Linked DNA regions of Homo sapiens: region 2 is linked to region 1. A link is an interaction called in ENCODE POLR2A ChIA-PET data of the cell type or tissue named here. Cell type or tissue: PC-3. All regions are shown on one strand. Each heading gives the region's core, and the rest is flanking DNA. Links, peaks and the distances in the headings are about the cores only. Region 1 overlaps USP34 (ubiquitin specific peptidase 34). Region 2 overlaps PAPOLG (poly(A) polymerase gamma).

Region 1 (16,271 bases), core at 4,019-12,018:
GCGCAGTAGCTCACGCCTGTAATCCCAGCACTTTGGAAGGCCGAGGCGGGCGGATCACCTGAGGTCAGGAGTCTGAGACCAGCCTGGCCAACATAGTGAAGCCATGTCTCCTCTAAAAAATATGAAAATTAGCCAGGCATGATGGCAGGTGACTTAATCCCAGCTACTTGGGAGTCAGAGGCAGGAGAATTGTTTGAACCCGGGAGGCAGAGGTTGCAGTGAGCTGAGATCGAGCCATTACACTCAAACTTTGGGGACAAGAGCGAGACTTCTCTCAAAAAAAAAAAAAAAAAAAAAAAAATTCCATGTGTGGTGGTGCGTGCCTGTAGTCCCAGCTACTCGGGACGCTGGGCCAGGAGAATCGCTTGAACCTGGGAGGCGGAGGTTGCAGTGAGCCGAGTTTGTGCCACTGCATTCCAGTCTGGGTGACAGAGCAAGACTCTATCTTAAAAAAAAAAGTGGACAAAGGACATGAACAGACACTTTTCAAAAGGAGACATACATGCGGCCAATAAGCATATGAAAAAATGCTCAGTATTACTCATCATTAGAGAAATACAAAACTAAACCACAGTGAGATAACATCTCAAACCAGTCAGAATAGCTGTTAATAAAAAGTCAAAAAATAACTGATGCTGGCGATGTTGTAAAGAAAAGGGAATGCATATACACTGCTGATGGAAATGTAAATTAGTTCAGCCATTGTGAGAAGCAGCTTGGCAATTTCTGAAAGAACTTTAAACAGAATTACTATTCGGCTCAGCTATTCCATTGGGTATATACCCAAAGGAATATAAATCATCCTACCATGAAGACACATCCACAAGCATGTTTACCACAGCAGTGTTCACACTAGCAAAAACATGGAATCAACCTACATGCCCATCAACAGTGGACTAGATAAAGAAAATGTGGTACATATACAGCATAGAACACTATGCAGCCATAAAAAAAGAACAAGACCATGTCTTTTGCAAAAACATGTATGGAACTGGAGGCCATTATCCTAAGTGAACTAACATAGCAACAGGGAACCAAATACCATATGTTCTCACTTATAAGTGGGAGCTAAATATTGAGTACATATGGACACACAGGAACAATGGACGTTGTGTCCTACCTGAGGGTGGAGTGTGGGAAGAGGAACAGGATTGAAAAACTACCTATTGGTACTATTATTACCTGGGTGATAGAACAATCTATATACCAAACTTACGTGACACACGGTTTACCTATATAACCTGCATATGTACCCCTGAACCTAAAATAAGAGTAAACAGTAAAAAAAAAAAGGAGACCTGTGTACATATATTTCTATATCTATCTATCTATCTATCTATCTATATATATATATATATTTTTTTTTTTTTTTTTTTTTTTTTTTTTGACGAAGTCTTGCTTTGTTACCCAAGCTAGAGTGCAGTGGCGCGATCTTGGCTCACTGCAACCTCTGCCTCCTGGGTTCCGGCAGTTCTCCTGCCTCAGCCTCCCGAATAGCTGGGATTACAGGCACCTGGCTAATTTTTGTATTTTTAGCAGAGACAGGGTTTAACCATCTTGGCCAGGCTGGTCTCAAACTCCTGACCTCGTGATCCCCCCGCCTCGGCCTCCCAAAGTGCTGGGATTACAGATGTAAGCCACCGCGCCCAGCCAAAAATTCTTAACAGAATTTGATATGATTCTGGCAAGTACTCTAGTCAAGTGGGCACTTTATTCTTAAGATGAACACTTCAGTTAATTATATTATTCCCTTTTCTGATGCTCACATGAAGTTTAAAGAAAGCTACATATATTCTAATTGTGGTAAAATATATGCAACATTAAATTCATCATTTTAACCATTTATACATATATACAGTTGATGGGATTAAATACATTCACATTATTTTGCAGCCATCACCACCATTCCATCTTGAACTTTTTCACCTTCCCAACAGAAACTTGTTAAACACTTAACTCTCCATTCTCCCTCCCAACCCCCCTTGCAACCACTATTCTACTTTCCATCTCTATGCATTCAACTGTTTCAGGTACCTCATATAAGTGGAGTCAGATTTGTCTTTTTGTGACTGGCTGTGAGTGGCTTATTTCACTTAGGATATCTTCAAGGGTTATCCATGCTGTTGTATGTGTCAGAAGTTCTTTCCTTTTTAAGGCTGAATTATAATTTATTGTATTTACCACATTTTATTTATTCTTTCACTTATCAGTGGATACTTGGGTTGCTTTCACCTTTTGGCTGTTGTGAATAATGCTGTTACGGACATGGGTGTACAAACATGTTTGAGTTCCTGCTTTTACTACTTTTGGGTGTATACCCAGAAGTGGAATTGTTGGATCATATGGGAATTGTGTGTTTAGTTTTTTGAGGAATAGCCTTACCTTTTCCATAGGGCTTACACCGTTTTGCATGCATAAGGGTTTAATTTCTCGACGTCCTTGCTAACACTTGACATTTTCTGTTTGTTTTAATAATAGCCATCCTAATGGATGTGAACACAATTTTTTAAGTAGTAAATACATATAGATGCAGGCTATGTATTTATTTAAAAATTGCGCATTAAGTAAAATTCCCTTGTTGTTGCTTGACTTTAATAAATTTAGGCAGCTCTTTAGCCAACTCATACTTCATTCTCTAATAATAAAAATATAAATCCAGGTCTTTATTCCTGAACTTTTTTGTATCCTGAATCAATACTTTGATACGTTGGAAAATTTCATTTTGTGTGACTTTTTTCGTAATATGGAATATTAAGCCTCTCATATAACAGGAGTACACTGGAATTATTTTGCCAATTTTGTTGATTCCCTTTGTTCAATTCCTGTTGAGTTTAATATATAATTTTATAGTAATTATATGCTGAACAGATCTCTGTTTTAGTCCATATCTTGACTTCAATTTGATTATAAGCTGCTAAACAGCAGAGCCATATTACTTGCAGTCTTCCATAAAGCTGGCAAAAATAACTAATGTATACTCTTAGCTTGTGGACGCCTATTATTCCACAAGACTTTCAAAGTTATGAGAGGTAATAATTTGTAATAAGAATAATACCTACTTTATAGATTCATTTTAATACTTGAGTGAGGTGGAATATGTGTAATAAGTACCTTGCATGAATATGGATCTTTCCTATAAGGCTTGGTGTTCAATACTAAATCTCTAATGTGTGAGTCTAGCCAGATTCCTGAATTTGACTTATTGATAGTTGAATATTTAGACAGTTTTCAAAGATCCTGGCTGGTATTCCTCTTCAGTGTGAAGAATATACTGTTCCAGAAAGAGTAAAGATATGAATAAATGATGATGAGATGTCATTGGTTAATATTTCAAATGTATTTTTTTAATGTGTAGGTTTACTTGTGGAAGACAACTTTGATTGCACCTGAAGTGTTTTTCATTCTTGCATTCTTGGAAATCATCAGCATTGTACCAAATAAGTGTTAACCTAGAAAGTGATTTTTAAAATTCTCTCTTCGGTTTCCTTATAAGATAGTAATAGCTGTATTTATGTAACAAAGCATTACAATTTTTAATGCTATAATTACTAAAGAATTGAATGTGTTGGTGTTTTTCTTTTATATAGCCAAAAGAATGAAAACAGATACAGTGTACATTGCAAGACTTTCTTTGCTAGAATGCCTAATTTACTACCATCATGTCTGTGTTTTTAATGGTGTTTTCTCTTGATTTTCAGTATTCAGAGGATATGAAGCACAAGACCACTCTTCTGGAGCTTCAGAAAATGTTTACATATTTAATGGTATGTTTAAGAATCATGGAGGCTAGGCCAGGCACTGTGGCTCATGCCTGTAATTATAGCATTTTGGGAGGCCAAGGTGGGTGGATGGCTTGAGTTCAAGAGCTTGAGACCAGCCTGGGCAACATGGTGAAACCCCATCTCTACTAAAAAAAAAAATAAGCCAGGCATGGTGGTGCGTGCCTGTAGTCCCGGCTGCTTAGGAGACTGAAAAGGGAGGCTCGCTTGAGCCCAGGAGGCAGAGGTTGCAGCAAGCTGAGATCTCACTACTGCACTCGAGTCTAGGTGACAGAGTGAGACTCTGTCTCAAAAAAAAAAGAAACATGGAGGGAAACAAATTAGGTGTACCCTGTGACAAAACCTAAAAAAGTTAAATGGAGCTCGTTTGAACTGGCTTTGTCATAACTATGTACCTTTCTTTTTCTTACTTTTTTATTTATTTATTTATTTATTTTGAGACAGAGTCTTGCTCTGTTACTCAGGCTGGAGTGCAGTGGTGTGATCTCAATTCACTGCAACCTCCACCTCCCAGGTTCAAGTGATTCTCCTCCCTCAACCTTCCAAGTAGCTGGGACTACAGGCGCACACCACCACGCCTGGCTAAATTTTGTATTTTTAGTAGAGACAGCTTTCACCATGTTGGCCAGGCTGGTCTCGAACTCCTGATCTCAAGTGATCTGCCTGCCTCAGCCTCCCAAAGTGTTGGGATTACAGGTGTGAGCCACCGTGCCCGGAGCTGTCTGTCAGTTATCTCTGTTATTTGTCATAATAACTTCTAAAAGTTATCTCAGTTGTCTACATTCTGTTAATTTGTCCTTTGAAGAATCTGTTGTGTCTCATCCTTCTTCTGTCACAAGGTCCTCCCCTTTTATGCTTGCAGCTTTCTAGCTGATTTATCTTAGTATCCCTTAATTACAATGCCTAAAACTATAAAAGTGATCAATCTTTTAAAAAGATAGTAAATCTTACAATATTATTCCCCTGCTTAAAACTCTTGAGTGCTTCTTCATTACGAACAGAATGGTATTCGAGCTCATCACCATGGCACACACCCTCTGGGTTTTTTCCCCCTACCCTTCAACCTCCTATCTTATCCCTCTCCATTTGGAGCCCATCACCCTGCTGCTTCATTGCTTGTGGGTTTATTTATGCCATTGTTTCCTACCTGTGTCACTCTTCTCCATTTTCTTCTGATGTTCATTTTTCAAGAGTCAGCTTGGTTTCAAACTCTAAGAGACCATCTATTCCACAGATTAACCGGAGTATTCCAAGTCACCATGCCTCTTTGTTGTTTCTGCCTTGTATATATGTTACTTTTCTCACCTGTTAAATCTTGAGGACAGGGATTGTGTCATACTTCTTTGTGTATTTTTGACTATTTTTATTTTTTGAGGCAGGGTCTCACTCTGTCACCCAGGCTAGAGTTCAGTGGCACCATCTCGTCTCATGGCAACCTCGACACTGCTCCACTGCCTGGGACCACAGGCTTGTACCACCATGCCTGGCTATCTTCTTTATTTTTTGTAGAGACAGAGTCTCACTATGTTCCCCAAGCTGGTGCTGAACTCCTGGGCTCAAGCAATCAACTCGCCGTACCCTCCCAAAGTGCTGGGATCACAGGCATGAGCTATCATACCTGGCCTTTAATCTCCTTTTAACAGAGCTGCAAGTGCCATTTGAATTGACAAATAGAAAATTGCTGGTTTAAATGACTATTTTAAAAGCTATTAAAACAAAGTTCAATCTCTGGGAAAGTTTATTCGGCCTGTAAAGGTTGTATATTTTATGCTTTGCAATATAGATGTGAGTGTTTTTTTTGTTTGTTTTGTTTTGATTTTTTTGGAGATGGAGTCTTGCTGTTGCCAGGCTGGAGTGCAGTGGCACGATCTCGGCTCACTGCAACCTCTGCCTCCTGAGTAGCTGGGACTACAGGCATGCGCAACCGCACCCAGCTAGTTTTTGTATTTTTAGCAGAGATGGGGTTTTACCATGTTGGTAAAGGATGGCCAGGATGGTCTCAATCTCTTGACCTCATAATCCGCCTGCTTCGGCCTCCCAAAGTGCTGGGGTTACAGGCTTGAGCCACTGTGCCCGGCTGTGAGTCATTTGAGTCTCAGATTTCTTCCTAGAAATTCCTTGACTTGAAAATACAAATATCCTAGGTAATTTAAGAATCTTCTAGCACCAAGACCATTAAATTAAAAATACTATGAAAACTAAACAGAAAGAAATAGAAGCAACCATTTAAAACTAACTTAGTAGATTTACTACCTGTTCTTTTGTTTTTGTTATATGTTCATTGAAGAACCTATAATTTTCTTATTTTTATCTGACACTTAGAATGTTCCCCTTTTTATTTGCAGGAGAGTGAATGCAAAGCATATAATCCTAGACCTTTCTGTAAAACATACACCATGGATAAGCAGCCTCTGAATACTGGGGAACAGAAAGATATGACAGAGTTTTTTACTGATCTAATTACCAAAATCGAAGAAATGTCTCCCGAACTGGTTAGTATCAGAATACTGAAAAGTTTCTTTGAAATTTGAACAAATTTGCCTGCGTTTTAACTAGTTTCTTATTTTTTGTTTGTTTTATATTAAAGAAAAATACCGTCAAAAGTTTATTTGGAGGTGTAATTACAAACAATGTTGTATCCTTGGTAAGTATTATACCTGGTTTTTACTTTTTGGAGATCTTAATATATTTTCATTTATATTATAATTTACTAGTTTTTATTAATTTTTTATGTGTATTGATTAGGATTGTGAACATGTTAGTCAAACTGCTGAAGAGTTTTATACTGTGAGGTGCCAAGTGGCTGATATGAAGAACATTTATGTGAGTAATAATGCACATAATTTTTTTACTTTATGCTTTTACCTATTTGTGTATAGCGGGTTTGTGTTGGTCATCTTGATATTTTTAAACTTTTTTCATGTTTTTATGTATTTTCTTCTTACTGTACTATTCAAATAAGAGTTAAACATCAACCATAAAGCTTTTTCTTGCCCAATCAAAATTTAAATTTTTAATTAACCCTTCAAAAAAGTTACTAAGATTCATAGAATATCTTAATATGAGGAAAAACAGTTTTTTACTAAAATTTAAGAATTCACTTTTAAAAAAAAAATTTTTTTGCTGAGCATTCTGTCAAAATTGTAATTGCCACCTTTTGTATATTTGCATGCTATAAACAATAATATGAAACTTTTAAATGTGGTTTTATACACAGGAATCTCTTGATGAAGTTACTATAAAAGACACTTTGGAAGGTGATAACATGTATACTTGTTCTCATTGTGGGAAGAAAGTACGAGCTGAAAAAAGGTATGCTTTTTCAAATGTGATTTTTATTATGTTCACCGTAGAAGTGAAAGACAAACTAAGGGTAAACTAAGATTAAACTTTGGTGGAAATTATATGATGAAGGTAAAATCAGCTGCATGGAGCTCAGTCTCATGGAGCAACTTTTCATCTAGTTGTTCAGTGAATTACCATTTATTTTGACATATACTGAGCTGTATGAAAGTGGTAATCACTCAACTTGAAACAGTATAGATTTTGGGGAGCAGATACATGGACGATAAGTACATTGATCATTTTCATCATTATCTGTATCGAGTCTCAGATGTCTAGCTTTTGTGACATTTTCTTAAGTAATACAGTGGAACCCCTTATCCTCGGGAAATGTTGCAAGACCCCACAATAGATGTCTGAAACCTCAGATTGTACTGAACCCTATATATACTGCTTTTTGCTGTGCATAACATACCTATGATAAAGTTTAAATTACAAATGAAGCTCAGTATTCTTGCCCTTTGGGGCCATTATTAAGTCAAATAAGGGTTACTTGAACAGAAGCATTGCAATACTATGACAGCCCATGTAATAAGAGAGCTACTAAGTGACCAATAAGTGGGTAGTGTCTGCAACACAGATAAGCTGGACAAAGGGATGATTCATATCCTAAGCAGGATGGTACAAGATTTTATCATGATACTCAGAACACCACACCACTTATGAATTGTTTATTTTTGGAATTTTCTGTAGTAGCTAACTAGGGACTTTTTGTACTAGCTAGCCTTTCCAAAGTATTTTTTATTTAGCAAGCACTGTTGTGAGAACTTTAATCCAGTTAATCCTCACAGCATTTCTTTGCAATAGATGCTGTTATTATCCCCATTTTACATGTGAAGACATGGAGTCACAGAATAAAGAAACTTTCCCAATGCTGATTCCTAAGATACAAATAAGCAAATTTCAGGGAGATAATCAAGTTGAATTTGAGTTCTCATTGGGGCATCCAGCTAGAAAGGTCCTGCAGGCAGTTGGCTGTTACAGTTAGAGCTTGGTGAGAGGTCTAGAATAGAGGTAGATTTGGGAGTTAGTAACTGTTGAGTTAGAGTGTTAAATAAGTGTTTATACTATAATACATTCAAGCTGGTTCCCTTCCAGTGTATTGTTGTTATCTTTGGATGTGTATATTTTGGTACATTGATCAAAAATATTCTTCCTCAGCTTTCATTTTCAGTAGAATTTCTTGGAAAATAATAATTTAGTGGTCTTCAAATAAAAATTGCCTTACACATACAGTGGGTCCCATCTGTAATCCCAGCACTTTGGGAGTTCAAGGATGTGCACTTGAGCCCAGGAGTTTGAGGGCAACATAGGGAAACACTGTTGCTAAAAAAGTTTTAGAAATTAGCCAGACGTGGCATGCACTTACAGTCTCAGCTGTTCGGGAGGCTGAATCGGGAGGATCACTTGAGGCTGGGAGGTAGCTTACAGTGAGCCATGATTGTGCCATTGCACTCCAGCCTCGGCAAAAAATTGAGAACCTATCTCAAAAAAGAAAAAAAAATGCTATACTTGTTCTACTAATGCGTGCCAAACATTATACAATTTTTTCCCTTTATTATTATTCTTTGATGATTCACATGTTCCCCAGGTTGGTCTTGAACTCTTGGGCTCAAACAATCCGCCCACCTCAGCCTCCAAAAATGCTGATATTACAGGCATGAAGCCACTGCACCTGGCCAAAAGGCTCTTAAGAGCCATAAAATGGCAAGTTTAGGACAGAGTAGTTGAGTAAACATTTTAATTTTATATTGAAAGACAAATAGAAATCGGATTGAAAAGAGCATCTTATGCAGTTAGTTACTAAGAACGAATGCAGAGAAATAGAAATGTCCTTGAATGTGCAAAAAATCTAGGATTAGGCCAGCCTGCATTTTTAAGTAGTGTATTCACATGGAACAGTAGTGGAAAACAAGATTGGTAACACGATGGCATCAGATTATTGCCATCCAAGTTTTAGGTTTATCTGTGTGATTGAATCTATCAGAATATCTGCCTGAGAAATAATGTAATTGTTGGAAAAGACTTAAGAGCTAAGCCAACCTAAAAGTACAGAGGACAAAGTGACAGAAGAGAGACAAGGAAAGAAAGAAAATTAGGATAAAATGGTAACCCCCAAACTGGGAGGAGAATCTCAAGAAGAAAATAATCAATTAATATAATTCACAGAGATGAAAGACAATGACAGCTGAATAAAAGCATTGGGTTTTTCCAGAAGGTAGTTTAGTGATGTGTTTTGTCAGGTTATAGGAATAGAAGCAACATTGTCGGGACACATGGAATCAAGCATAAATCATTGATTTTTAAAGTTTGGCAACAGGCCAGGCACGGTGGCACATGCCTGTAATCCCAGTACTTTGGGAGGCCAAGGCAGGTGGATTGCCTGAGGTCAGGAGTTTGAGACCAGCCTGGCCAACATGGTGAAACCCTGTCTCTACTAAAAATACAAAAATTAGCCGGTTGTGGTGGCTCACGCCTGTAGTCCCAGCTACTTGGGAGGGTGGGGCAGGAGAATCACCTGAACCTGGGAGGCAGAGGTTGCAGTGAGCCAAGACCATGCCCCTGCACTCCAGCCTGGGTGACAGAGCAAGACTATGTCTCAAAAAAAAAAAAAAGCAATAAAAACAGCAAGGAAAATAGTAGCCAGAAAGAGTCTTGGGGCTCAAACAAAGGATTTTTCTAGATGAAAGATATCTGAGCATGTTTGAAGGCAGAGAATAAAAAGTCATTATACAATAAGATACTAAAATTGCTTAAGAGGAGGTTTTCCAGGTCAGTATTTATTTGAAAGGGATGGTATTCATTTTTCCAATTTCAAGAAGGGTAGTTGGGCAAGTTGTTAGGTGGACATAGTCAAATGAAAGCGTAGCTATGTAGGCAATTACACGAAGAAGACAAACTCATCTGATGAGAGTTGGGTTAGGATAAGAGTTAGGGACGTATATAAAATGGAGTCAGTCAAAAGTTAACTGCTGTAGAGGAATATAATAAATGAGTCACCAAAAGATCATCAAGGGTCTGAGTCAAGTTCTTTGGAGAATCTCTAATTGGAATAAATGTATTGAATAAATCTGTCGTTCTTGATAACTCCCTTCTTTTGACTGATAAGATTCTGCTGTTTTTCTGAAATACCTGTCACATCTCTCCCAGGTAGTCAGTCATTTTTGTTCTTACTATACTTTTATATCTCTGTACTAACATAATAATCAACAGAAATGGGCCAATTGAGGAAGTGAACAAAGTGCTTATTATCCTCAATAGGATCATATACTGTTCTATTTTCAGACCTCTGGTTTTCTCAATCTATTCATTTTACCTCAGTAACTTATCAATCACCATAATACCAATTTTTTACTAATATGCTACTGACAAAGCATTCTAAACTAAGAAAATGACAGCTGAATAAAAGCATTGGGTTTTTCCAGAAGGTAGTTTAGTGATGTGTTTTGTTTTGTTTTGTCATCTTAGTTTAGAATGCTTTGCTGTGCTCTGTCACCTGTTCTCCAATCTTTCTGGATCTGCTCATCTCTCTTACTTATTGACACAATGCATGGTTTCACCCCATGCCACAAGCTCATTAGTTATTCTTCAGAATTGTTAGGATGAAGTTCACACTCTATCATTACATACATTTGACTCTGTTATACTTCATTTGTCAGTCTCCCAAATAATCTAAAATAGTGAATTTTTGAACTTTTTATTCCCTCTGCCTGTAACATCTTTCATTCCTTGTTTCCCTAAATTCATACTTTTTGTATTTTTGACTGTGTTCTTGGTTTAAATAAATTCTCGTTTGATATTTATGTGCAGTGGAAAATTATTCCCTAAAATTCATTTTTTTGTAAATCAGAGTTTGTATATTTTTGTCTGTTTAAATTGAACTTGAACTAGCAATATGTTATGGTATAGGATTTAGGTGACCAGTTGATTTTCTGCTGTTGCTGCTGCTGCTGCTGCTGCTGCTATTGTTACTGTAGTAGCAGCAATTGACACTTAACTGAATGCTGTTTGCCAGGCAGTGTTTCAAAGATAGTATCGGGTAGGTAATCTCCATTTTACAACCCAGCAATTGAGCTCAGAGAGGTTAAGTAACTTATATAGGGTCATTCATCTAATAAGGGATTACAGCCAGACTTTGCAATTCTGGTTCACAAAAATAAGTACTTTGATTCCTTTTATTTAGGGAAGAAAGGAAAACTCTGAACCAAAGACCTCCTTGGCCCTGGAGAATGATGGAACTCCTTTTCATGCTTCCATAGCACCCTTTTGTATCTTTATCATGGTGTTTACCGTAGTCTACCATAACATTTTATTTTTCTTATCTCGACATAGGAAAATCTTTTCAGAATGGAAAAAGTTGTGGGTGTGTTTGCTGTTTTTTTTTTTTAAACAAATTAAAATGTTTATTTAACAACCGAATTGAGTACGGAAAGATGAAACAAATGCACAGTCACGTATATACAGTATATCAAGGGGGCGGCCTTTCTAACAAGGATGCTGTAGAAAGAAAAAAATGTCCAAATGGGGAACAGTCCTGGTTTCATCAAGAAGCTTTTATGGCATTTGATGTTAAACCTTATGTAAATACAGTAATCTGATGGATTTGGCAAAGATTTTTTTCATTTCCAGTCTTTTAAAGTAGACACAAATTTGCTTAGAATAAAGCTGATTTTTAAGAGCACACAAAAGTTGAGGACAAAGGATAGGAATAAATTAACAAATGCAGAGTGATGAAGAGTAAAAAGATACTGAGCAGCTGACTCATCATCCAAGGTGGTTACCTAATAATCAGAGGATGAAGACCTTATACTGCAAAAGCAACAATAGTTTCGTATATAAACGATACAGCTGAGTTTGTAGTTATATCTTGGCTTCTATTTATTAAGAAAAATTAGCATAGTTATGTGTAATCTTTAGTAGACAACCTGCATTCATTTAAATTAAACAATATTTTCTACAATAGTGTAATATAAGGCCACAATATTTATTTTGAACAAACTCTTTAAAGTAGTGATTTTAATATCAGTGTTATTCATTCTTTTGAAATATAGTTTTTTAGCTGAATTAAGTTATAGATAATTTTTACAGTACTACATCAAGACTAGTAAAATTGTTTGTATTCAGATATTTATGTCTAATATCCAGTGAAAATTTACTACCAAGTTTTTACAGTAGATTCGTTTATTTATTTACTTATTTATTTATTTATTTTTTTTGAGATGGAGTCTCGCTTGATCACCCAGGCTAGAGTGCAGTGGCACAATCTTGGCTCACTGCCAGCTCCGCCTCCCGGGTCCACGCCATTCTCCTGCCTCAGCCTCCTGAGTAGCTGGGACTACAGGCGCCCGCCACCACGCCCGGCTAATTTTTTGTATTTTTAGTAGACACGGGGTTTCACTGTGTTAGCCAGGATGGTCTCGATCTCCTGACCTCATGATCCGCCTGCTCCAGCCTCCCAAAGTGCTGGGATTACAGGCGTGAGCCACCGCACCCAGCCTACAGTAGATATTAATCATTCTGACTTGCCTATTGATCCCTTAAGTATAATTGTAGATCGGCCTGATTTTAGTGTCTATTCTTTGATTTTACTAAATTAGGAATGCAGGAGTTACAGAACAAGTACACACAAGTGATGCAGCCATACAAGGATCATAACAGCTCTTCAATTAACTATGTGCAAGCTCAAATACAATCCCACTAATGAACAGCCAGGTTCCAATTCTTCATGAAAAGGTGCTGGTGGAGGTTGTCAGCCACCTTTTAATAGACATTCCCAATCCAGTGGCCAGTAAATGAGAGAACAGCAGAGATGGAAGAAAAACCTTCAGAAATTTTGCAGAGAATATGCCCTCTTTCTTCATGATGTTTGTGTTTCTCATGCTGAGAGTGGCCATGCATGTGGGGTGTTTAATCTATAAACAGGAGAGACTAACAGTACCTTCCTTATAGGATTGTTGTAAAAAGTATATGCGTTAATGTACAGCAAGCCCTTATGAGAGGAACTCCTTGGGGGGAATATTTTCTGGTTAACTCAACCAATCCCATGTCCAATCTGAGGTTTTTCTTTCAAAATGCTTTCAACTTCTTTCCTTCTCTCAATATAACCTTCCTCAGACTGAGAGCTGTTTTTCTTTTCTTTTTTGAGTCTCGCTCTGTTGTCCAGGCTGGAGTGCAGTGGTGTGATCTTGGCTCCCTCCAACCTCAGCCTCCCGAGTAGTTGGGATTACAGGCTTGTGCACTACCGCACCCAGCTAATTTTTATATTTTTAGTGGAGACATGGTTTTGCCATGTTGGCCAGAATGGTCTCGAACTCCTGGCCTCAAGCAGTCTGCCCACTTTAGCCCTCCAAAGTGCTGGTATTACAGGCGTGAGCCACCGCGCCTAGCCTGAGAGCTGTTTTTCTCTCCAATGCTATGGCTGGCTGTTTCAGCAGCTCTGTTAGTATCTTCTGATGTCTGAGAGCGAGGTATCCTGTCACAGTGAGAACTCTTGGAGATATTCTGTCCAGACTCATGCTGGGCATCTAGTAGTACTTTTTCCATGTCACTGGTAGAAACAGAAACAGGCTGGAACACTGCCCCCATTCCTATTATTGCTAAAGTGTAATTCTGCCAGGAGCCCTGCAGACTCTTCTTCTGCATCGTGGGGACTCTGCTCTGTGACATGGTGCTAGAGGGTGGCTGCCAGGCATCGGGCTGCCCTTCAGTGGTGGGCCGTTGGAAAAGGGCGAGCAGGAGTGCTGCTGCCTAGTGCTCAGGGACTGACTGTATAGTTTTAATAAGAATGTGATTTAGAATACTTCTATAGTCTCCCTTCTCTGTGGTTTTTCTTTCTGCAGTTTGTTACCTGCAGACAGGCAAGGTCTGAAAATATTACATAGAAAATTTCAAAAATAATTCTTAAGTTTTAAATTGCCCACTGGACTGAGTAGCATGATAAAATCTGGCACAGTCCCCACCTGGGATGTAAACCATCCCTTTGTCCAGCATGTCCATGGTGTATACACTACTTGTTCATTAGTCACTTAGTGGCCCTTTTGGTTACCTTCGCAGTATTGTACTGTTTGTATTCAAGGAACCTTTATTTTACTTAATGGCACCAAAGTGCAAGAGTAGTGTTCATTAACAGTTGGGCTTTGCCAAAGAGAAGCTGTAAAATGCCTTAAAGTTCTCAATATGAAAAGAAAAAAATCATACGATGAGGTTGCTAAAATCTGTAAAATTGTGAACAGTGTATTGTTAGAATTGTTCTATTTTATTAATACTTGTTAATCTCTTGCTGTGCCTAATTTATAAATTAAACTTTATCTGGAATAGGGAAAGAAAACATACGATGAGGTTGCTAAAATCTGTGAAATTGTGAACAGTATATTGTTATAATTGTTGTATTTTATTAATACTTGTTAATCTCTTGCTGTGCCTAATTTCTAAATTCGCTTTGTCATAGGTATGTTGGTTTAGGAGAAACCGTAGTGTATATAGAGTTTGATACTGTCCTCAGTTTCAGGCAGACACGGGGTGTTCTCAGAAGGTATCCCCTGTGGATAAGGGGAACTACTATACTTCTTAACTCTGAGTTGAAAATTGAAATGGATATAGCATAACAGAAATCAAACCAACTGAAGTATTTGTAAAAAATAATCTTTATTAATTTTTTTCTTGTCTCTCAGGGCATGTTTTAAGAAATTGCCTCGCATTTTGAGTTTCAATACTATGAGATACACATTTAATATGGTCACGATGATGAAAGAGAAAGTGAATACACACTTTTCCTTCCCATTACGTTTGGACATGACGCCCTATACAGAAGATTTTCTTATGGGAAAGAGTGAGAGGAAAGAAGGTGATTTTTTCATTTCTTTCTCTTGTCTGTGATTATTGTCAATCTCCATAACAAGGTAGGCATAATTATAAAGTTGTCATCAACTACACAGTTAACAAAAATTGAATCTTAGAAGGGAGAAGGTTAAGACAATGTCATGCATTCAGTCAGTTAACCAGTAAATATTTAGTATCTACTAGGACTATGTTCCTAGGCACTCTTCTGTATACTGGAGACACAGTGGTGAACAGGATAAGCACGGTTGTTGCTCTTGTGGAGCTTAAATCTCGTGGGGTAAGTCTTTTTATGTTGTTTTTTGTGGGGGTTTTTTTTTTTTTTTTTTTTTGGTCTTCTGAGACAGTCTTATTTTGTCTCCTAGGCTGGAATGCAGTGGCATGATCTTGGCTCACTCCACCTCCCAGGTTCAAGTAGTTCTTGTGCCTCAGCCTCCCAAGAAGCTGGGACCATAGGCACGCACCACCAGGCCCAGCTAATTTTTGTATTTTTAGTAGAGACAAGGTTTCGCCGTGTTGGCTAGGTTGGTCTCGAACTCCTGACCTCAGGCAATCCACCTGCATTGGCCTCCTCAAGTGCTTGGATTACAGGTGTGAGCCACTGTGCCCGGCCTCTTGCTCGTTTATCCTTCTTTAGGAAGGGTGCAGTGAGTTGAGATTGCACTACTGCACTCCAGTGTGGGCGACAGAGCGAGACTCTGTCTCAAAAAAATAAAAATAAGTTGTAGGACATGGACCAGTAGAGATGACAGGTGAAGTTAAGAAGTGGGCATTGTATGTATACATTCTACTTTTTAGACCTATTATTAAACCATTTGAAAAATTAGACAGGTGCAGTGACACATGCCTATGGTCACAGCTATTAGGAGGCTGAGATGGGAGGATCACTTGAGCCCAGGAGTCCAGGGCTGCAGTAAGCTATGATTATGCCACTGCATTCCAGCCTGGATAGTAGAGCAAGACTCCATCTATTTGAAAAAAAATTTTTTTCTGGAAGAGTAGAGCAGAACCTCCTCACAGCTGTGCTTCATTATATTTCTTGTGATGTTTCCACTTGTGGAGAGAGCAGAATTTATGCCAGGATAAAGGAATTTGTTAGGCCACAAGTGATGCAGTCAGATCCTGGCACTGCCTCCATAAGCATATCTACACTCCTCAGCCACTGTCTTGACACCTTGAGTCATACCCTTCTCTTACTGACCTAATTATCTCTTCATGTTCCAGTTCAGACTGTACCCTCAAGTCAGCCAGATCTCATCATTTCCTTATTCTGTATTCTACTTTTCCCTTTCTGTGTGGTAGTGGGAATACAGA
Region 2 (16,271 bases), core at 3,654-11,653, 490 kb after region 1:
TGAGAAATCAGTTTGCTTTAGGGTAATTAAAAAAGACATGGGTAATGCAATCCAAAATGAGATGTGCCTGAGTATTTTTTAGTTTTCTTCCTTGACTATTAATCAAATACCTCCCAATTACAACACTGTAATTACTTCAATGTAAACCTTTTCCACAAATACTGTAATTTACTGTTACAATCTGGAAATACACCAAAGTGCAATAATGATTCGGTCAAACAAGACACTATAAAACATTGGTTCTCAATCCCAGCCCTTTGGTAGGCTGAGGTGGGTGGATCACCTGAGGTCAGGCGCTCGAGACCAGTCTGGCCAAAATGGTGAAACCCTGTCTCTACTAAACATACAAAAATTAGCCAGGTGTGGTGGTGGGCATCTATATTCCCAGCTACTCAAAGGGCTGAGGCAGGAGAATCGCTTGAACCCGGGAGGCGGAGGTTGTAGTGAGCTGAGATCACGCCACTGCACTCCAGCCTGGGCAATAGAGTGAGACTCTGTCTCAAAAAAAAAAAAAAAGACATTAGTTCTCAAAGTATGGTCTGGGTACCCCTGGGAATCTGTGAGGTCAAACTTTTTTTATAATAATACTAAGGCTTTTTTCACCGTGTTAACATTTGCACTGATGGTGCAAAAGAAACAGTGGATAAAACTGCAGGTACCTTGGCAGTCAATCAAGATGGGGCAACAGCGTGAACCCGGGAGGCGGAGTTTGCAGTGAGCCGAGATCGCGCCACTGCACTCCAGCCTGGGCGACAGAGCGAGACTCCCGTCTCAAAAAAAAAACAAAAAACAAAAAACACATGGGGCAACAAACTGCACTAGCAGAAAAAAATATCTTCACCACCACACACTTGCAGTTAAAAATAAAGGTGGGGAAAGAACATGTGAAACTGTGTAAGTTGTAAGCTCAACTACCTGCTTTTTTCAAGGAACACCAGTTTCACCTGAAAAAATAACTGGCAGATAAACTATAGTTATTCAGTTAGGTATTTCCTTAAAAATGGACAAAAGGAACCTCTCAGTTCAACTAAAACAAATGACAAAATTTGTTGCCAATAATAAAATTTAAGCTTTCAAGTTAAATCTGAATTTCAGACAACTTTTATCTGTTACTATGAGCTTGACACCTTTCCATACTTTTCTGTTGAGACTGGTCACTAATGACTGCTGGTTTTTTTTTTTTCACATTTTATAGTGAAATGTGTATTAACATTTGGAACATCCAAATAATTTTGTGAACCAATATTTTCCAAATGACCAAGGCATGATAGTACAAAATCATGCATGAATAAAGGGACCACTCAAAGAACAAGACAGATCAGTGGACTGTCATGTAACAGAATACAACAAGTTTGATATGATTTTAGATTCCATACTCTAACCTTTAAGAAACTATCATTTTTATTCAGCAACAAAACGGAACAAATACAGATAAACCTCACAAACATGCCAAATTAAAGAACCCTTACGCAAAAGACCACATAGGATTATTTTTATATGAAACGTCTTTAAGAGGCAAATCTACAAAGAAATAAAGCAGATTAGTGGTTGCCTGGGACTGCGGATTGGAAGGGGAAATGACTGCAAATGGGTATAAAGGATCTTTTGAGGGTGATAAAATATTCTAACATTGGATTGTAGTGTACTAAAGACCAGTGAAGTCCGGGCACGGTGGCTCATGCCTGTAATCCCAGCACTTTGGGAGGCTGAGGTTGGCATCACCTGATATCGAGAGTTTGAGGCCAGCCTGACCAACATGGAGAAACCCCGTCCCTATTAAAAATACAAAAAGATCAGCCAGGCGTGGTGGCACATGCCTGTAATTTCAGCTACTCAGGAGGCTGAGGCAGGAGAATCGCTTGAACCCAGAGGCGGAGGTTGCAGAGAGCTGAGATCGCGCCATCGCACTCCAGCCTGGGTAACAGTGTGAGACTCCGTCTCAAAAAAAAGAAAAGAAAAGAAAAGAAAAAGACCAGTGAGGTGTATAATGGTATGTAATTATATCTCAATAAAACTGTTAAAAAGAAAAAAAATGTTACTGGCCAAGTTTAAGAAGAATATCCATAATTATCTGAAAAGGCTATTAAAACACTCCTCCCTTTTCCAACTAAGAGGACAGATTTTTTCTTTCTTTTTTGAGACGGAGACTCGCTCTGTCACCCTGGCTGGATTGTGGTGGCATGATCTCAGCTCACCACAACCTCCGCCTTCTGGGTTCAAGTGATTTTCCTGCCTCAGCCTCCCGAGTAGCTGGGATTACAGGTAAGCACCACCACACTTGGCTAGTTTTTTATTTTTAATAGAGATGGGGTTTTACCATGTTGTCCAGGCTGGTCTCAAACTCCTGACCTCAGGTGATCTGCCTGCCTTGGCCTGCCAAAGTGCTGGGATTAGAGGCATAAGCCACTGTGCCTGGCCTCTTTTTTTTTTTTTTTTTTGAGACAGGGTCTCACTCTGTCACCTAAGCTAGAGTGCAGTGGCGTAATCACGGCTCACTGCAGCCTCCACCTCGGGGGCTCAGGTGATCCTCTCACCTCAGCCTCCTGAGTAGCTGGAACTACAGGCGAGTGCCACTACATCCAACTAAATGTTTTTTATTTTTGGTAGAGATGGGGTTTCACCATGTTATCCTAGCTGGTCTGGAAACTCCTGGGCTCAAGTAATCCATTCACCTTGGCCTCCCAAAGGGCTGGGATTACAGGCGTGGGCCACCACGCCCGGCCAGATTTTATTCTTATATGTTAACCAAAACAAAATATTACAATCAATTGTAGACACAAATGAGAATCTAGCTGTCTTCTATCAGGCCTAATATTAAAGAGACTTGCAAAATGTTAAAAAAAAAAAAGAAGCCATTCTTCACACACAAAAGTTTATATTAATTTAAAATGGGTTCATTATTTATAAATGAATAAGTACTTTTTAAATTTCTCAGTTTTTATTTTTTAACATGGTAAATATTGACAGATATAACCCACATAAACAAAAGCTTTTTGGGGTCCTCCATAAATCTTAAGAGTGTAAAGAAGTCTTGAGACCAGTAAGTTTGAGAACCAGTAATATAAATATACACAGCCTTTCAAATAAATTTGTGGTTTTTAGGATTCTTAAATGTGGTCACATTATCTGTATAAGGAAAATTACATTTTAAACTGAGTCCAATCTCCAAAACTGAATAGTCAATTCAGCAAAAATATCTATATTTCTCTAATTGTTCTGAAGCAGGTATCTGAGATTTCTTTTTAGAAGCTTACCATTTAAGCTGCGAATACACCTTATATCAAGGCTTCTCAGGCGAGAGTCGTCTCTTAGATCTAAATTATCTGATATGGTTTGTATTGCCAGTCTTGCAAAGACTAGATCAATCTTTGGAAAGATGTGAAAAAAGAGAAAAAAATTACATTTTCTCCTTTTAATCCATCCTCTCCCATCCCACCAAAAAATGTGAAAAGCTCTGGTTATGAGTTTGGGAAGTTCTACCAAAGCTTCGATAGGCCTATGTAGGCAGTCTCACATGGGAAAATCACTATAAAGTTGTGTTAAGGTAATTAAACTTTCAATTAATGAAAGCATTTAAATGTTAACATATATGCCAAGCAGAAAAAAAAATCAAAGCCTTATGAGCAAATTTCTAGATAAAGATAGAAGATCCAACACACATTTACATTCACTCCCTCTTGAAACCTCACTAAAATACCACGAAAATTCAATTTTATTTTTGTGTTTAGTATTATTTTGATGTTAAAGGCAAAATTCACTAGGACAAAGAACAGAAAGTGACAAACAAAAGCTATGAAAGCTGGAAAGCAGATGGACAAGTGGTAACAGACCCAGTAGACCTAAGAAAGCAGATAAAAATGTCATATCTAGGAAATAAGGTCAGGAGGCTGTAAATAAATGCAGACAAAAATAAAAAGGAACATTTAAAGAATAAAATAGTATTCTTAGAAATTAAAAATATGGGCCAGGCGCGGTGGCTCATGCCTGTAATCCCAGCACTTTGGGAGGCCAAGGTGGGCGGATCACGAGGTCAGGAGATTGAGACCATCCTGGCTAACACGGTGAAACCCCGTCTCTACTAAAAATACAAAAAATTAGCCAGGTGTGGTGGTGTGTGCCTGGAATCCTAGCCACTCAGGAGGCTCAGGTGGAAGGATCACTTCAACCCAGGTGCTCAAAGGTGCAGTGAGCTATGATTGTGTCACTATACTCCAGCCTTGGCCATAGAGTTAGACCCCATCTCTTCATTAAAAAAAAAAAAAGAGATTACTTGATTTTTTAAAATATGCATTTATGTTAAGCCTGATTTCAGAAAACAAACTTACAAGTTTAAACAGTTCAATTGTAAAGTCAGAAAAATATTAAACACTTACTTCAATACCATCAAATTCAAATTTTATAACAGGTACAAAGGCATCTTCTACAGCCTACAAAAAAGGAAAACAATTATAACACATAGGTGTAATCCCTTCTTTATCCTTCCTAACTACCAATAATGTGAATATCTTTACTCCCGATTTGTATTTTAACCACATAGAAGTAATCCCTTCTTTATCCTTTCTAACTACCAATAATGTGAATATCTTTACTCCCGATTTGTATTTTAACTCAATAGACAAAGTGAAAATGTTTCTGGTCTTACATTCCAGGTAAGTATTTCTACTTTGTGACCTGTATTATGTAAGATACACAAAATGCCTGTTACAGTATCTAATTTATTATCCCTCTAAAAATATTCCTCAGAACTGGAAAGCAAAACTGCTATCGTCTGCAGCCATAAAAAACAGTGAGTTCATGTTCTTTGCAGGGACATGGATGAAACTGGAAGCCATCATTCTCAGCAAACATAGGAACAGAAAACCAAACACAGCATGTTCTCACTCATAAGTAAGAGTTGAACAATGAGAACACATGGACACAGGGAGAGAAACATCACACATTGGGGCCTGTCGGGGGGTGGGGGACAAGGGAGGGAGAACATTACGACAAATACCTAATGCATGCAGATCTTAAAACCTAGATAATGGGTTGATAGGTGCAGCAAACCACCATGGCACATGTATACCTATGTAACAAACCTGCACGTTCTGCACATGGTATTCCAGAACTTAAAGTAAAATTAAAAAAACAAACAAAAAAACAAAAACCTGCTATCATCTGGGTACTTATAATTTCGAGTCTAAACTGAAAACTGATTATTTAGAAAGGCTACTAGAGTTAGAAATTTTAAAATAATGAAAGCTCATGATTAATCTATCAAAAATTTAATTAATACAGTTGAGATTAGTAGAAACCATTAGGTTTTCTGAGTCTTCCTTAACTCCCCAACCTAACAAATTCTTAACTTCCTTGTCTAAAAACATTCCCAGATTCCCCAAATATCACAGATTCTTTGACCTTCACCTTATTCTAGCACTTCAGAATGCATTAACACTGTTTTGTTTATTTAGTTCACATAACCCCCTCCTCAATAAACAATGTCTTGTTTACTATTGTATCTGTAAGACTAATGCCAGCATCTAACAAATTACTAGTGCTGAAATTTTATTTGCTGAATGAATGGCTAGATATACACATATAAAGAGTTACTAACTGAACCTTACACATAATAGCACTCATCATTTGATATGTATCAATCATTGTTGGCTACTACAGTAAATGGTTTATGTAAATATCTCATCAATACTCAAAAACCTTATAAAAAAGTTATTACCACATCTCTGTTTTACAGATCAGGAAACAGGCTCAGAGGATTAGGTTACTTGACCAAGATCTAGGAGCTATTATGTAGTAGATTCTAGATGCCAACCCAAGTCTGTATAACTCTAAGGCCCATGTTCTTAATCATGATTTAATCATCACTTATTAAAGCTACTCTTATTAAATACCTCCTAATAGTAACTTAGAAGGTATTTCAATAGTTTTAAGCCCTAGTTTTTATAGATATTTGTTACTAATCTAAATTCAAAATATTAAATGCCAGAGGATACTTACTCTTAAGTTTCTAATGCCATCTTGATGTTTCAATTTTTCAAAAAAAGACTGAAAAAAATCAGATCTTTCCACATGTCTTGGAGCTACACAAAGTGCATCAATGTCAGCTCCTGTAAATTAAAGTAGTTCTTAATTAAGAATATATTATGTGTTATATTCTTTGTTAAAGTACACACAAACATATGTACAGAAGAAAGTATGGAAGTTGAGTACAAGAAAATGTTAACAATGATTAGCTCTAAGTAGTGAAATAGTGGGAACTTTGTTCTCCTACATTTTCTAATTATGAAGAGTTTGTTATTGAATGTTCTTAGCACTAGAACACAGAAAAGCAGTTACCTTTGGTGTGTACTCCAAGCCTATAGGATCCAAATGTGAAAATTTTACCACCAACAGTAGCCACAACAGAAGGTGGGAGGTTCTAAAATAAAATTAAGCGGAAGACATTCAATTATTCAAATTATTTAGCATAAAAGTCACCTCAATGTTGGCTGGGCATGGTGGCTCACACTTGTAATCCCAGCACTATAGGAGGCCAAGGCCGGTGGATCACCTGAGGTCAGGAGTTCAAGACCAGCCTGGCCAACATGGCAAAACTTCTTCTCTACTAGGAATACAAAAGTTAGCTGGGCGTGGTGGTGGCCACCTGTAATCCCAGCTGCTTGGTAGGCTGAGGCAGGAGAATCACTTGAACCTGGGAGGTGGAGGTTGCAGCGGCCGAGATTGTGCCATTGCACTCCAGTCTGGGGAACAAGAGTGAAACTCTGTCTCAAAAAATAAAAAAAAAAATCACCATAATGTCTACTGACCTTTATTGAGCAAATGATACATGATTAGATTTGCCAACCTTGTCAAGATTAGATTTGTAAAAGTGCTTCACAGATCCTCTGGTTGTGATCTGAAGTAATAAGGGTATTCCCAGAGGAAAGACAAAACAAATTCACCCCCACTACACATACATACATCCCTATCTGAAGAAAAGCTTTTCTTTTTAATCACTTGACCATACTTGTCCCCTCCAACTGCCTGTCTTTCGCTTCATCACTCTTTCGGTAGTCAACAAGGAACTCTCAGTTACCAGACTAATGTGCTTTCACCTCTCTAAAACATAACACTCTTGGCCAATCCCATATCCCCTTTAGTTTTTGTGACAGGTATGTTTAATTTCTTGATTCTAGCTCTACAACCTTTCTGTAAGAACGGAGTCATTCCTGACATGATCTCCTTATGAGAGCTATTCTAACAAGCTTAATTAACATTTCTTGGATTATAATGTAATTAAAATGCTACTTTTTGGCTGGGCGTGGTCATGCCTGTAATCCCAGCACTTTGGGAGACTGAGGCAAGAGGTCCACTTGTGTCCAGTTCAAGACCAGCCTGAGCAACACAATGAGACACCATCTCTACAAAAAAGAAAACATTAGCTAGGCATGTGGCGTGTGCCTGTAGTCTCAGCTACTGAGGAGGCTGCAATGGGACAACTGCTTGAGCCCAGGAGGTTCAGCCTCAACAACAGTGAGACCTTGCCTCAAAAAAAAAAAAAAAGAAAGAAAAAGAAAAAAAAGCTAATTTTCACCTCTTGAGAGCTAGTTCCAAAAGCCCATCAGATAGTCACTCAAGTATCCTGATCCACTTCAATATCCAGCCTCAAGCAAGCAAAAAAATTCTTCCAATGATAACAGTCAGATATTGCTTCTGAGTTCTCTATTTTTGTTCCTCATTATCCTTACTGCCCAAACCTTTTCCTTCTTCTTGGCTTACCAATTCTTAGCTTATATCCCTCAAATTTGTGGCCTCCTTTCTATTCAACGACTACTCCCCTAATTCTAGGCTATTTAATGGCATCCTAAACTACCCCTAATTAATCTTCCTTTTCTCTTTCACTATCTTGTATAAAATTCACTGGCTGATGTTCTTAAATTACTCTATTAAATATAGTTGTTGTACTCAAAAGTTGCCAATGTCTTCTTCCCTAACTACTGAGGTAAGGATCCTTGGGCCTGTTGTTGAAAATCTCCACGACATGTTCCTAGGGATCTTTCTTGCCTTGTCTTCTTATCTTCCTTTCTGAAGCTCCAACTACCTACCAACCAACCAACATGGTTACAGAATCCAACCTCCTTTTCACTGCATTTGCCATTGTTCCTGCCTCAAGTGCTTGCCCATTCTTTCTGGGCATCTTTTGTTTTTTTGGGTTTTTTTTTTTTTTTTAAACAGATGGAGACGGGGTTTCACTGTGTTGCCCAGGCTGAAGTGAGCACAGCAGTGTGATCTTAGCTCACCACAGCCTCAAACTACTGAGCACAAAATATTCCCCCTGCCTTGGCTTACAGAGTATCTGAGACTACAGACAGGTACCACTGTGCCTGGGTAATTTTTAAATAATTTTTGTAAAGATGGGGTCTTGCTTTTTTGCCCAGGCTGGTCTCAAGTTCCTGTTTTAAAGCGATCCTCCTGTCTCAGCCTCCCAAAGTGCTGGGATCACAGGCATGAGCCACCATGTCCAGCTTCTGGCTATCGGTATCATCCACTTTTAGAAGTTCACTTCAAGTTCCACCTCTTCCATGAAGCCTTCCCTGGTTATCCTTACTCCCTAACAAGCTTTTTTTTCCTCTGTGCTTTCTGCCATTACAATTCTTAAATTCTTTTTTGCTATATTTACTGACTTCTTTGGCATGTAAAATCATATTTCATATTTAATCTTCAATCATATTTACATTTCTCAGAGTTAAGAACTGTGTCTACTGCTTCTCTGTATTTTCTCACAATGCCCAGTACAAGTTCTAAAGAATATCTGCTGATTAACTTCAACTTGAATGTAAGTATCTATATAATAGGATATTATCCTTGTTAATGCTTCTGTGTAATGAATATTAAGGTTAAGAGTATCACAAATAATTTTATAGCTAGAAAGAAGTTAGTAAATTAATCAGATTTTTTAAAGAGACAGAGTCTTGTTATGTTGCCCAGGCTGGCCTTGAACTCTTAGGCTCAAGATCTTCCTGCTTCAGCCTCCTGAGTAGCTGGGACTACAGGCATGCACCACCATGCCCAGGAATCTGTAAATTTATTGATGATTAACATGAATGAAATGGACAGAGAAGACAGGACCTTAAAAAAATCTTTTAGTTCACATTTCTATTTTGAGAAGTCTGATTCTCGCATGATTTATGAGAAAGTGATATGCTAAATCAGTTTGCCACAGCCATAGTATCTAACCAAAATGATTTGATGTGGGATTCTACACTATTTAAAGTTTAAATATCCCAATTGTGTACAGATTCAAATCATCTTTGATTAAACCCAAATCCTTCAGTTACTTTCCAAAGTAAAATATACATAAAGAGAATTACAGGCTGTGAGTGGTGGCTCATGCCTATAATCCTAACACTTCGGGAGGCTGAGGTGGGAGGTTCACTTGAGCTCAAGAGTTCAAGATCAGCCTGGCAACACAGTGAGACCTCGTCACTTTTTTTTTTAAAATCAAAAAAAAAAAAAAAGAGAATTATAGGCTGGGTGTGGTTGTGACTCATGCCTGTAATCTCAACACTATGGGAAGCCAAAGCAGGAGGATCACTTGAGTACAAGAGTTTGAGGACAGCCTGGGCAACATGGCAAGACCCCATCTCTACCAAAAAAAAAAAAAAAAAAAAAAGTAGCTAGGCATCAGGATGTGTACCTGTAGCCTCTGCTACTTGGGGGGCTGGGGTGAGAGGATTGCTTGAGCCTAGGAGTTTGAGGCTGTAGTGAGCCATGATTATGCATGCCACTGCACTCCAGCTTGGGAGACAGACTGAGAGATCCTTCCCCCATTCCCCCACACAAAAGAGACAATTACAATTCACAAAGAAAAATGACCTCATCTGCTCAATGGAAGATGTTAACTAACTTTATTTTTTTTGACTACCTGTCACTAGCATTTCCATCTGCTCAGAATTTGACTCATCCAATAACTTCAACTATTGATAACCCTGGTGAGTTCAGAAATGAGGCAGACAGCCTTTTGGCAACAAAAGTAAATAGCATAAATACCATGTTAAACTCAACGACTGTAGTCTTTAGGAGACTCAACTTTATTCTGAGCCCACTGTTTAAAAGAACCAATTCTACATATTCATCATAGCTACAGAAAAAAATAATAAAAGCTGTAAAAGAAAGAATTCTAGACCGGGTGTGGTGGCTCATGCCTATAATCCTAGCACTTTGGGAGGCCAAGGCAGTTGGATTGCTTGAACTCAGGAGTTCGAGATCAGCCTGGCCAACATGGCAAAACCCCGTCTCTATCAAAAATACAAAAATTAGCCAGGTGTGGTGGTGCATGCCTGTGGTCCCAGCTACTAGGGAGGCTGAGGTGGGGAGGTTGGGAGGACTGCTGGAGCCTGGGAGGCGGAGGTTGCAGTGAGCTGAGATCGCGCCACTGCATTCCAGCCCGGGTGACAGAGTAAGAGCCCATCGCCAAAAAAAAAAAAAAAATCTGCAGTTGTTTACCTAATTTCTAAATCCATGCAGATTAAGGGGCAGAAAGGGACTTTACAGCTAGACACACTGACAACTGTGAGTTTTAAACAGTGGGCTTTCTTTTAAACAGTGGGCTTTCAACTGACTGCTGTTAAGGCAAAGATAGGAAAACTATGAAAAACAAAAACCTTAAAATATAACAGTATGGGCTACCTAGTGATGAGGCAAATGGTATCACCCAGTTGAACATTCTCTCCCTCATTCTGGTACAGCCAGTAAAATAACCTTCGCAGTGGTGATTCTCAGACAATAATAAAAATTCAATTGTGAGGCAGGGCATGGTGGCTCATGCCTGTAATCCCAGCACTCTGGGAGGCCGAAGAGAATGGATTACTTGAGGTCAGGAGTTCGAGACCAGCCTGGCCAACATGGTGAAACCCCATCTCTACCAAAAATTCAAAAATTAGCTGGGCATGGTGGCGTGCACCTGTAATCCCAGCTACTCGGGAGGCTGAGGCAAGAGAACTGCTTGAACACAGGGGTGGAGGTTGCAGTGAGTCAAGATTACGCCACTGCACTGCAGCCTGGGCAACAGAGAGAGACCATGTCTCAAACAAGAACAAAACCAAGGCCAGGTGTGATGGCTCACACCTGTAATCCCAGAAATTTGGGAGGCTGAGGCGGGTAGATCACCTGAGGTCAGGAGTTTGAGACCAGCCTGACCATTATGGTGAAACCCCGTCTCTACTAAAAATATAAAAATTAATTGGGCATGGTGGTGTGCACCTGTAGCCCCAGCTACTTGGGCGGCTAAGACAGGAGAATCGTTTGAACCTGGGAGGTAGAGGCTGCTGTGAGCTGAGATCTCGCCACTGCACTCCAGCCTGGGTGACAGAGCAAGATTCTATCTCAAAAACAAAAACAAAAACAATTATATTCAAAATATAGTTAGCCTTCCGTATCTGCAGTTTCCACATCTGCAGATTCAACCAATCACACACAGATAAAAAATACTGGGGGGAAAAAGCCATAAAAAATCAAGCAAATTTTAGGCAAGGCGCAGTGGCTCATGCCTGTAATCCCAGCACTTTGGGAGGCTGAGGTCAGAAGACTGCTGGAGACCAGGAGTTTGAGACCAGCCTGGGTAATACAGTGATACTCTTGTGTCTACAAAAAATAATAAACAAAATAAGCCAAGCACAATTGTGCATTCCTACAGTTCCAGCTATTCAGGAGGCTGAGGTGGGAGGATCACTTGAGCCCAGGAGTTTGAGACTGCAGTGAGCTATGTAACTGTGCCACTGTACTGCAGCCTGGGTGACAGAGGGAGATCCTGTCTATAAAAAAAAAATAAAATAAAATTTATGGTTGGGCGTGGTGGCTCAAGCCTGTAATCCCAGCACTTGGGGAGGCTGAGGTGAGATCATGCCACTGCACTATAGCCTGGGTGACAGAGCAAGACTCTGTCTCCAAAAAAAAATAAAATAAAATAATGAATAAAATTTAGGCTGGGCGCGGTGGCTCGAGGCTGTAATCCCAGCACTGTGGGAGGCTGAGGCAGGCGGATCACCTGAGATCAGGAGTTCGAGACCAGCCTGGTCAACATGATGAAACCACGTCTCTACTAAAAATACAAAAATTAGCCCGGTGTGGTGGTACACGTCTGTAGTCCCAGCTACTCGGGAGGCTGAGGCAAGAGAATCACTTGAATCTGGGAGGAGGAGGTTGCACTGAGCCAAGATTGCACCACTGCATTCCAGCCTTGGCCAAAGAGGGAGATTCCATCTCAAAAAAAGAAAAAAAAATTTAAACATGCTAATAAAAAAAAAATTACAGTGACAACTATTTACATAGCATTAACATTGTATTAGATATTTTAAGTAATCTAGAAATGACTGAAAGTATGCAAAAGGATCTGAAAAGGTAACATGCAAATATGTACTATATTATTTCATATAAGGAACCTGAGCATCCACAGATTTTAGTATCTTTGGAGGTCCCAGAACCAATCCCCCGGAGGATACCAAGGGAGGACTGCACTACACAAAGCAGGAAATTGTAATCAATTTCAGGAAAAAAATAGTTAAGCTACAGGAGGGGAAAAAGGTTGTGTAGTTATAAATTAGTTTGCAAATTCCTATGTCTTAGGAACCAAGCAGGTAGGCAAATAAGGGAATCCCACATGAGAAACATAGTAACTGCTCAATTAATCACCTTGCAAAGAAAACAGGGAGTGGTGGGGGCCATGAGGCAATGGAAGACAGGAGCCCAATCCCCTTCAAGCCTCTTCCTGCTGTGCACAAAGGCAGGCCCAGCATTGCCAGATCTAATACTTTATAAAAACAGCTGAAATGTGATTTTTAAGTAAAATCTGATATTTAAATTTTGGCCTACTACATATGAGTCAAATAAGACAATTATGTGGACTCACAGCTATATATTGGCTACTTCTGGGTAATCCTCATCTACTTAGAAATTCAACTGTCTAGACCAATTCATTCCTACATATACCAGAGAGCCAAGCTTTGATGTATTTCAGATACTTCTCAACACCTGCATCTTATTGCCAGGATGAATGGCCAAGATATAATAAAAACAAGAATTCCACATAGTTTAGAGTCTTACCTTACTCTCGCTGACATCAGAAATCCATTCTTTTACTAAATTGTTCAATTTACCAAGAACCACCAGCCTATAAAAAAAAATGCTTCAGATTAAAACAAACAAACAAATGAACAAACAGTATTTTTAAAAACCCATATAGGCAGTACCCTTTGTGTTGATGCTGGGGTAAAACCATAACATATATGTGATAATGCTATCACATCTACTGACACAGGGCCATCTCTTTGGCATTTTTAGATCCTTAACAGTGCCAAAGAGGTGATAAATCTGATTACAGTATTTTAGTTTTTGAGCTATTTTCAAAAATTCAAAAAGCCTAATAAAAATCATAAAATTGCCTTCAATGAGGCTGTAAAGGCTTAGTGAACTGTCAACTTTCTTGGCTTTACTATGGAATTAATTCAATACAATGTGGTAATAGAAGCTAGAATTCTCTCATTGCTAGTAATAGGTCTTTGACTAATTAAAATGGGGGAACTAATTACTGGCTAATTTCTGTCTAATAGTATTAAAGTAGTTTGGTATTATTAAAACAACTTATAACCAATGGTGTAAATGAATCCACATTTAGAAGAGAAAAGTAGGGTTTAGACATACCAAAGATAACATGCAAAACTGAACGTCTGTCCAAACTTACTTCTTCCTCAGTCTTCCACAAATAATGAAATTCCATCCTTCAAGGTGCCAAGACCAAAAATCTTGGCCATCATCCTTGACCCCTCACACACACATTCCAGTCATTAAACCCTAAGAACCCTACCTTTAAAATATATCCAGATTTCTACTTTTTATTACCTCTACGACCATCCTCCAGGTTCTAGCCACCATCATTTCCTCCTAGGGCTATTATAATGGCTTGCTAACTGGTTTCTCTGCTCTGCCCTTGCACTTCTCCTAAGATTACTCTCAATACAGCAGCCAGAGTGACTGTTAAAACTTTTTTAAGTCATCATGTCAATCTTCTTTTCAAAACCCTAATAGCTTCTCATTTCACTCAGAATAAACCAAACCTTGACAACACCTTACAAGGTCCTAAGAGCTCTTGCCCTCCAAGCTCCTTCCCACCTTGCTTTCATTAAGCCTATATTTTCCTGCTTCCTCACTGCTCAGACACCCAGGGTATCTTGCTATGCACTCTTCAAATACACCACTTCAAGAGTTCTGCCTAGAACACTTTTCCCTCAGATAGACACATGGCTCCCTCCTTCATCTTTAAATTTTCCCTTAAATGTAACTTTCTCAATGAGGCTTTCCCTGAAACCTCTACCCCCTCAGCTTTTTCTCAGTAGCACTTATCATGTGTAATATTACTCATGAGTGTCATACTGATATTATTGATGACAAATCTCTTCTTCTAACCCCTACCTAAAATGTAAGCTCCAAGAGGGCCAAGATTTTTCTTTTTGTCATTTCTGCACCTGTATCTAGAGACACAGTAGGTATTCAATATGTTCGCAGAATTAATGATTAAATAATGCACTGTCAAATATTTTATGGTTTTCAATGACATACCTGTGGTTCAATTCTTCCTCATCTTCAAACACTCCAAATGGTTTCATGGCGTCAATTAATTTCTGTGTGTAAATATGATCAATTTCTTTAGGAGATGCCAAACTAATTGGGGAGGTAATTCCATAATGCTTTTGTTGACGCTGGCTGTCCAGCACGGTGTTTCTGTTCAAGAAAATAAGAAAAATGAAACAAAAAATTTAAAGTATATACCATACTGATACACTGAATCTCTCAATCTACTCATGTTAATTTAGCTACCTTAAAAGTTTACTTAGTAATAACAGTAGTGGCAGACACTTTCTTGTAAAGGAAAAATGGGTATTTTATGTTTATGTTTATGAAGGGGCTATTCATACTGCCTGCAGCTTTCATGGTTAGGATGTTTTTTCAAGCCAAGCGCAGCATGTGTTGGCATCAAGACAATTGTACCAACACCACTCAGCTCAAACCCAGAGTTTGATTGGGATCTGTGCCAGGGCCACCTCCACTACCCTGCAGACTTAAGTCAAGTGCCATCCAGATTCTAGAATCTTTGAAAAGCAGTCAACCACTTGAAATAAAGCTTTTAGTAAAAACAATGGGTTTTTTTCCCCAGGAAAGAAATGAAAACATCCCATTAGAAGGTCCTTGTGAAATAATCTGGCTTTTAAAAAGAAATCACAATTAGATTTGTCCTTGGGAAACCGAGGTTAACATCCTCTGCTTGAATCAGAGTTTACAGTCCTAGTACTTTGTGATTCTAGTTAATTATTCTCTTCATTTTAGACTGGTACCCATACCATCTTCACATTGAAATAAAATTCTTTATACTACTGGCAATCTTTTGGAAGATACATGAGCCACCCTCCAAACATCTTAGCCATCAAGAAACTACGGTCTTGAATAAAGTACAACAGAAGTTCTGAGACTTTTTTTTCTTTTTTTTTTTGAGATGGAGTCTCTCTCTGTCTCCCAGGCTGGAGTGCATTGGGGAGATCTCAGCTCACTGCAACCTCTGCCTCCTGGGTTCAAGCAATTCTCCTACCTCAGCCTCCCAAGTAGCTGGGATTACAGGCATGTGCCACCACACCCAGCTACTTTTTGTATTTTTAGTAGAGACGGAGTTTCGCCATGTTGCCAGGCTGGTCTCGAACTCCTGACCTCAGGTGATCCAACAGTCTCGGCCTCCCACGGTGCTGGGATCACAGGCGTGAGCCCCCGCGCTCAGCCAATTCAAGTTCTGAGATTTTGAGTTTACACAAACTAATCAACTTCAAAATAAATTCTGGGACCAACAGGGGTTGGCAAAACTTCTAATTTTGCTATGAAAGTAAAAACATACACACTAAACGACCAACACTACCATTTATCTTCACCATGCTTCCATGAAGGGCCATTAACACCAAGAGTAAGAATGTAATCTCAAAATTAGAAACAATCTTTCAAGTTGAATAAATTAGCCCTGTAAAAAATAACATACAATAGAGATTGTTTAATTGTTTTTGGATTCTAACTGGTCAAAACACTGTCTTACCACTACTAAGTACACAGAGTAAGACACGCTGTAATAGCTAAAGATCTCATTAGAGGCCGGGCGTGGTGCCTCATGCCTGTAATCCCAGTACTCTGGGAGGCCAAGGCAGGTGGATTACTTGAGGTCAGAAGTTCAAGATCAGCCTGGCCAACATGGTGAAACCCCGTCT

Evidence for each region. Peaks named below come from ENCODE experiments on the same cell type or tissue, not always from the same donor. Only the 100,000 strongest peaks of a DNase experiment are listed, where the experiment ranks them.
Region 2: POLR2A ChIA-PET joins it to region 1 with 10 read pairs; 2 of 35 experiments call an interaction of 5 or more read pairs at or near these places.

Annotation. Positions count from the first base shown.
Region 1 is chr2:61,247,204-61,263,474 of GRCh38, reverse strand. It overlaps USP34 (ubiquitin specific peptidase 34), which reads left to right. Exons shown (of 80, transcript NM_014709.4): 44 at 3,699-3,764; 45 at 6,125-6,271; 46 at 6,367-6,423; 47 at 6,525-6,602; 48 at 6,997-7,091; 49 at 14,792-14,964. It also overlaps the pseudogene BNIP3P45. Among named protein-coding and RNA genes, the nearest start is that of C2orf74-AS1, 77 kb to the right of the region's middle. RefSeq lists a silencer at 15,987-16,271. In PC-3, for the core only: no CTCF peak of the experiment used is centred there; a DNase peak (open chromatin) is centred at 7,694; H3K4me3 peaks cover 365 bases; H3K27ac peaks cover 1,887 bases.
Region 2 is chr2:60,758,614-60,774,884 of GRCh38, reverse strand. PAPOLG (poly(A) polymerase gamma) reads right to left here. Exons shown (of 22, transcript NM_022894.4): 2 at 14,590-14,751; 3 at 13,078-13,144; 4 at 6,334-6,415; 5 at 5,995-6,104; 6 at 4,374-4,427; 7 at 3,255-3,366. Among named protein-coding and RNA genes, the nearest start is that of PAPOLG, 10 kb to the right of the region's middle. RefSeq lists an enhancer at 15,258-15,757. In PC-3, for the core only: no CTCF peak of the experiment used is centred there; no DNase peak of the experiment used is centred there.